Linked DNA regions of Homo sapiens: region 1 is linked to region 2. Evidence: chromatin loops called from intact Hi-C (ENCODE). Cell type or tissue: CD14-positive monocyte. All regions are shown on one strand. Each heading gives the region's core, and the rest is flanking DNA. Links, peaks and the distances in the headings are about the cores only.

Region 1 (2,923 bases), core at 176-2,675, 54 kb before region 2:
CCCCTGACCCTTCCTAGTCTCATAGTCTCATTTCACACTCTATGTCCATGTGTACACATTGTTTAGCTACCACTTATAAGAGAGAACATGCGGTATCTGTATTTCTGTATCTGAGTTGTTTCACTTAAAATTTTTATACTATGTATTCAGATAGTCTCTGGATTTTTATCCTTGGATTAATATAGACCTGCATTGTGCAGTAGGGTAGCCACTCACATGTGGCTACTTAAATGTAAATGTAAATTAATCTTAATTAAATAAAATTAAAAATTTAGTTTCTTAATCCCACTACCATGTTTCAGGAGCTTAATAGCCACACATTATTTATGGCTAATATATTGGGCAACACAGATATCCATTATCTTAGAAAGTTCTATTGAATAGTGCTGCCCTAGATGGCCAGTTTTTGTATACTTGGAAAATATTTTCTTGGCTCTTTTGGAGGTATTTTCATTGAGATACCTGTGAAGGCTATTGTTATGTTCCTTCATTTCTTTTGAGAAGCAGGCTTTTAAAATATACTTTGCTATGGGAACTCATGTGTATCAATCGGAGTCCTGGAAAGAAAACAAATTCACACCATTTATTCAAAAAAAGAGTCTTTAATGATGGCAGGTGTGAACAGAGTTAAGAGAATCAAGAAAAAATGTAGAGGCAGCTAGAGTTTAGCAAAGTGGTAAGGGATTACAGTTTAAAGCTGAAGGGCTATTGGAGTCGTGGGAAGTGCCACCCCACATAGCTGTGGTCCTGAAGGAATGTAGCCTGTAACAGAAGTGGGGCCCAAAGCAAAGATGAAGCAAGGAAGTAATTCTCCAGCCTCCCTCATGTCCTGACTTTTAGTCTCCAGCCAAACCCAACCTGAAGCCAACCAGCAAGGGAGCCTGGGAAAGCTGGTCTGCAGGATAAGCCTCCTATGGCACAGAACGGAGAGAAAGGCGGAGAGTAAAGTCAAGGTGGAGAAACAAATGGAAAATAACCAGTACCATGGTTAAGGGCATTATACCACATTACCCAATCCCATTTTGAGATATTTATATTAGAGGTAAGTAATGAAGTTTTCCTTCCCCAGATGGATAACAGCATTTCAGCATCATGAATAATAACAAAGTGCTTTCCTTTTGCTGTGGCATTCTGGAAGATCAGATTGAACTCTGTATTCCACAACTGTGAGAGGGCATTGGAGTTGCCTATTTGTGCTTATTTTCTTCCTGGCCTGTACTTCTCATTCTAATTTATATTTTACTTTGTCCTGTTGTTTTATTTTCGACTTATATTTTTCAGTTTTATTATAAGCATTTCTTTGTGTTTACATTGTGAAATGAGGCAAGAATAAAACAGACAAATAGATAAATGCCTGTTTTTAATTCTTGGAATCATTCTGCAGTGTGTCTTGCCCATAGTTGACTTGTTAAGTGCAAACAAATTCAACCATGCAGATAAATAATTTATATGGTAATTTCCATTTCTACCCATGCTAATACTGATCATTCCGTTCAATACTATTTCTTTGGCCTGAAATTGTTGGACAGCTTCTAACTTTCCATATCCTCAGAGGAGACAATAAAGGGAACTTAAACTGAAACTGATGCTGCAAGTGAAGTTACAACTATATGAGTCACAAATTCAAGAAAGGAGCTCTTCCATATGTCTGAGAGCATGGTGGGAATTAGGGACATTTATGATAGAAACGGTGAGAGTCGGGGACTTTTATGAGAGCATTTCACAGAACTAGGCAAGATGAAATAATACCTGCCTAAAACAAATATGATTGGAGGCTAAAGATGTAATAATCTCAACTATTTTCACCTTCATTTTTTCAATGAACTGGTCTCCATACGTCATAGATTCTCATAGTTTTTTTTTTGTTTGTTTTTGTTTTTTTTTTTGAGACGGAGTCTCACTCTGTTGCCAGGCTGGAGTGCAGTGGCACAATCTCGGCTCACTGCAACCTCCACCTCCTGGATTCAAGTGATTCTCCTGCCTCAGCCTCCCGAGTAGCTGGGACTACAGGCACCTGCCACCACATCCGGCTAATTTTTGTATTTTTAGTAGAGACAGGGTTTCACCATGTTGGCCAGGATGGTCTCGATCTCTTGACCTCATGATCCACCCGCCTCAGCCTCCCAAAGTGCTGGGATTACAAGCGTGAGCCACTGCGTCCGGCCACGTCATAGAGTCTTAGATATGAAGATGAGAAAAGACAGTAGAAACAGAATTCAAGCTTAGAGAAATTTTCATTGGTTTCTATGTTCAGGACTTTTAAGTCTCATGCTTCTAATAATGTTTATGTAAAATATTTTACTGTTTTAAAACATGAAGCTATGAAAGTAAGAGCACTCTAAGAAGAAAGTGGATATTTGCTTACCTCCCTCTCATCTTTTCATTCTTAGGTGTTCTACAGATTCATTAAATTGTGCTTTCATAACTTCTTCTCAATGTTTAGAAACTTAATAAAAACTATCAAGTTCAGAAACTTAGTAACAATTATCAAAATCTCCCTTTAGTCACTTTTCTTTTTGGCAACATGTTCTCAGTTCCCCTTTCCCATCTTTCTTACTGGTCATATATTATAAATAGGTTAGCATTTTGCATATTTATATTCCATTCCATCTGGTCATAATTCTTTCTTTTTTGAAGAAATTAAGGGCAAATTGTACTTGATATTTTTAATGGCAAGACACATTCTAGAATTTTATAATCTATAATAATTCAAGTATTTTGGAAGCTCTTTGTGGATTGTTAAGAATTATAATTTAGATTTGTGAGAGAATATTTATAATACTTTGACTCTAGACCTAAGATATATATATTTTGAAATTACAGAAATACTTTTCTTTAAGAAAAAGCAGTTTTTTAAGAAAATGGAACTACATAAATAAAATATTCTTTCCAAATTGTGAAGTTACTTTCATTTGCAAATATA
Region 2 (2,923 bases), core at 178-2,677:
GATGTCTTTGTTCCTTAATTATTAACATTCTATTAGAAAAAGTATTAGCATCCCTGAGCTAGAGATGCCCAAGGCACAATAGGCCTCAAGGGTGTGTCATTTGAGGCTCAAACTTCCATCTGAAGACCTGGGCACATCTCTGCACAGACAGTTCAGTAAGCCATCATCTACCTCTAACTTACAAAGATATGGGGTGTAATATAATTTTATTAAGGAAAATAAATAATTGACCACCCTTCTGTCTTCTACAAGCAAGTTCCATTAACTCAACCCCCTACCTCCCACCCCCGAGGCCCCCTGGTCTCTCAGTGTCCCTCAGTGAGTAGTTACTGATATTCTTAGCTAGCTTAGTTGAGAGGTGTCTTTTTCTGAGTCATAGTAAGTCTGTTCAGACTTCCTTCCACCATTGTGTCACTTATCAGCTATTCTGCTGGACTGGTGACTTTTTATCCATTTAACTACAGACAATATATTCTGGGCCAGACACTTAGCCAAAGGCTGGAGAGACAGAGGGAAGAAAACATGCTTCTCAGAAGAACCCACCTTCCAATCACATGGAGAAGTCAGCTGCACAACAAATTGATGAGCTGAGCATTCAAAGTGGGGCAGATGGGAGGGATTTATTTTGCTAAGGGAATAGAGAGCCAATGAAGGTTTCAAGAGCTCAGACATTTAATGTGGGCCCTGGGGGACAAGTAGGGATTTTACTAGGCCACGAAGGAGATGATAGAAACCATTCCAGACTCTTTGGGTGTGCCAGAGGAATCCAAGTTAGAACTCTATGAGGAAAAGGAAACTCAAGGAGACAGAATTTAGGCCTTTTACTCATCATACCTCTCCATCTGGAAACCCAGATCTCTGAACAAAGTATGGAGGGCTTTGTCTTTTCCTTTAATGGGGAAGACCACTCCCTTATAAATGATTCTTTTCCTCCTTGTACAGAGATGTTAAATGCCTTGCCCAAGTTTGCATGCTTAGTAGGTAACAAACAGAACCTAAATCCAGTGCCTATCATAGGGCCTGGCCCCTACCATGTGGTCAGTAATCAATTTTGTTGCATGAATAATGATTGAATAAATTAATAAATGGATGAACAAACTCAGATCTCCTGACTCTTGTATAGTATAATCTCTGCTACTTGGTACTTCTTGTTGTTGTTTGATCATACTACTAGCAATCATTGACTGTTATCACCATACACTGCAGCATTACTCAGACCTTGGTAAATCCCTAAATTCATGAAATCCTCTATAACACATACATTTCTCCCAAATATGAAAATTTTGCACAGGAAAGGAAGTCTATCAAACAGCTTTAAACATTGCTTTCTATTCTTTCTGCCTCCAGTCTCAATTCCTTTCCATTTCTCTTGCCCATGGTTATTAGGGGCTGGGCAGAATCGTACCCTGAACTGCACCCTTAATATGCTTTCCATGTGGCCATTCTATGATCTGCAGGCCAGAGTTGCTTCTCTACTGCAGGGTTAGAGGCTCCAACTTGACTTTTCATCTTTATCTTTCATTTATTTTCACATTAATTTGATAAATATTTATTGAGCACCTCTTAAAAATCAGACCCTGTACTGGATACTGAAGATACAGGCATAAAGAGGACAGCCACACTGTCTTACCTCACGGAGCTCCCTATCTAGTGGAAGAAACAGTGAGAAATGAAAGTTATGCATATGATTGTGTAATGTTCCTTTTGGTAAGTGCTACAAAAGGGAAGTAAAGACACTTCCCTAAGGGGAGTAGGCAATGGCCCAGTAAAGAGTGGGGGAAAGACATTCTTGGCAGAGGGCACAGCATGGGTAAAAGCCCTGCAGTAGGACAGAACTTAGATTTCCCAGGAGATTTAGAATCGCTCACGTGGCTGTAATGCTTGGTTCACCAACAGCCTTCCAGCGGCTTCCTACTGCATTGAGAGCACACTCCAAAGTTCTTACTCAATGAACAGGACCCCACATGGCCCAGAGCCCTACAACAGGTTGGATCTCATTTCCTCACCACCTTTTCGCCAGCCTCGTTTGCTATTCCTCAAAAGTGAGAAACATCGTTCATTTTCCAGGCATCTATATTTTTCTCTCTCTGCCTATGACAGCTTCATACCAGATATCTTCATAGCTCACCCGCCATTCCATTCAGATATGTGCTAAAAGATTACCTCATCAAAGAGCCTTCTCTGATAGCTCTACCTACAAAAGCAACCTTCCCCCCACTCTCTGTCCCATTACTCTGTATGTTGTCCTTCATTGCACTTACCACCACCTGACATATTTTTATTTTATTTGATGAACTACATGTAGCCTTCTGTTACCTTGGAAGGGTCATGAATGAGGGTATCTTGTTGACTGCTGTATCCCTAGCACTCAAAACAGTGCCTGGCCCCTAATAGGCACTCAACAAATATGTATTTACTAACAGTTGAATGGAAAGGTTGATATAAGACCAGTTCAAAGATAAAGCCAGGAGTCATACCCTGTGATGCCATGTAGCCACGTCACCATTTTCAAAACCTCATATCCTTCCTGAATACTCCGTGCACTATCATGCCTCTGGGCTTGTCTCAGATCTTTCTACCTGCCTGCAATGCTCTTCCCATCCCTTTGTATTTCCATCTCTGTCAATGAAAGTCCCATTGGCATAGCCCATTGCTTGAACTTTCACACAGCATGTATTTAATTTCCCTCTGGATACTAGCGAATGGGGTACGTGTTTGACTCCTGTCCCCAGATAGAGAGATCCTAATATAATAGGTGGGATAATGTGGATGCATGCCTGGTTCCTGTCCCAGCACAGAGTTTGACCCCAAGTAGCACTCAGGAAAGTCTTTGTTTAATTGGATTACAGGAAGGCAATAATACAGAAGAGTGAATAATCCAAGTAAGGTCTGGGAGCTGAGTCAAAGTCATGGTTAGATTTGA

Evidence for each region. Peaks named below come from ENCODE experiments on the same cell type or tissue, not always from the same donor. Only the 100,000 strongest peaks of a DNase experiment are listed, where the experiment ranks them.
Region 1: it touches region 2 in a loop (3-fold over the local background); 3 of 110 quality-filtered maps call a loop at or near these places.

What each region holds. Positions count from the first base shown.
Region 1 is chr9:99,633,070-99,635,992 of GRCh38, reverse strand. The region is part of intron 3 of LOC101928438 (a long non-coding RNA gene); the gene reads left to right. Among named protein-coding and RNA genes, the nearest start is that of NR4A3, 190 kb to the left of the region's middle. In CD14-positive monocyte, for the core only: no CTCF peak of the experiment used is centred there; DNase peaks (open chromatin) are centred at 1,622 and 2,512; H3K27ac peaks cover 1,869 bases.
Region 2 is chr9:99,578,970-99,581,892 of GRCh38, reverse strand. No RefSeq gene overlaps it. Among named protein-coding and RNA genes, the nearest start is that of NAMA, 210 kb to the right of the region's middle. In CD14-positive monocyte, for the core only: CTCF peaks have their summits at 1,227 and 1,428; DNase peaks (open chromatin) are centred at 392, 1,722 and 2,502; H3K4me3 peaks cover 1,096 bases; H3K27ac peaks cover 2,500 bases.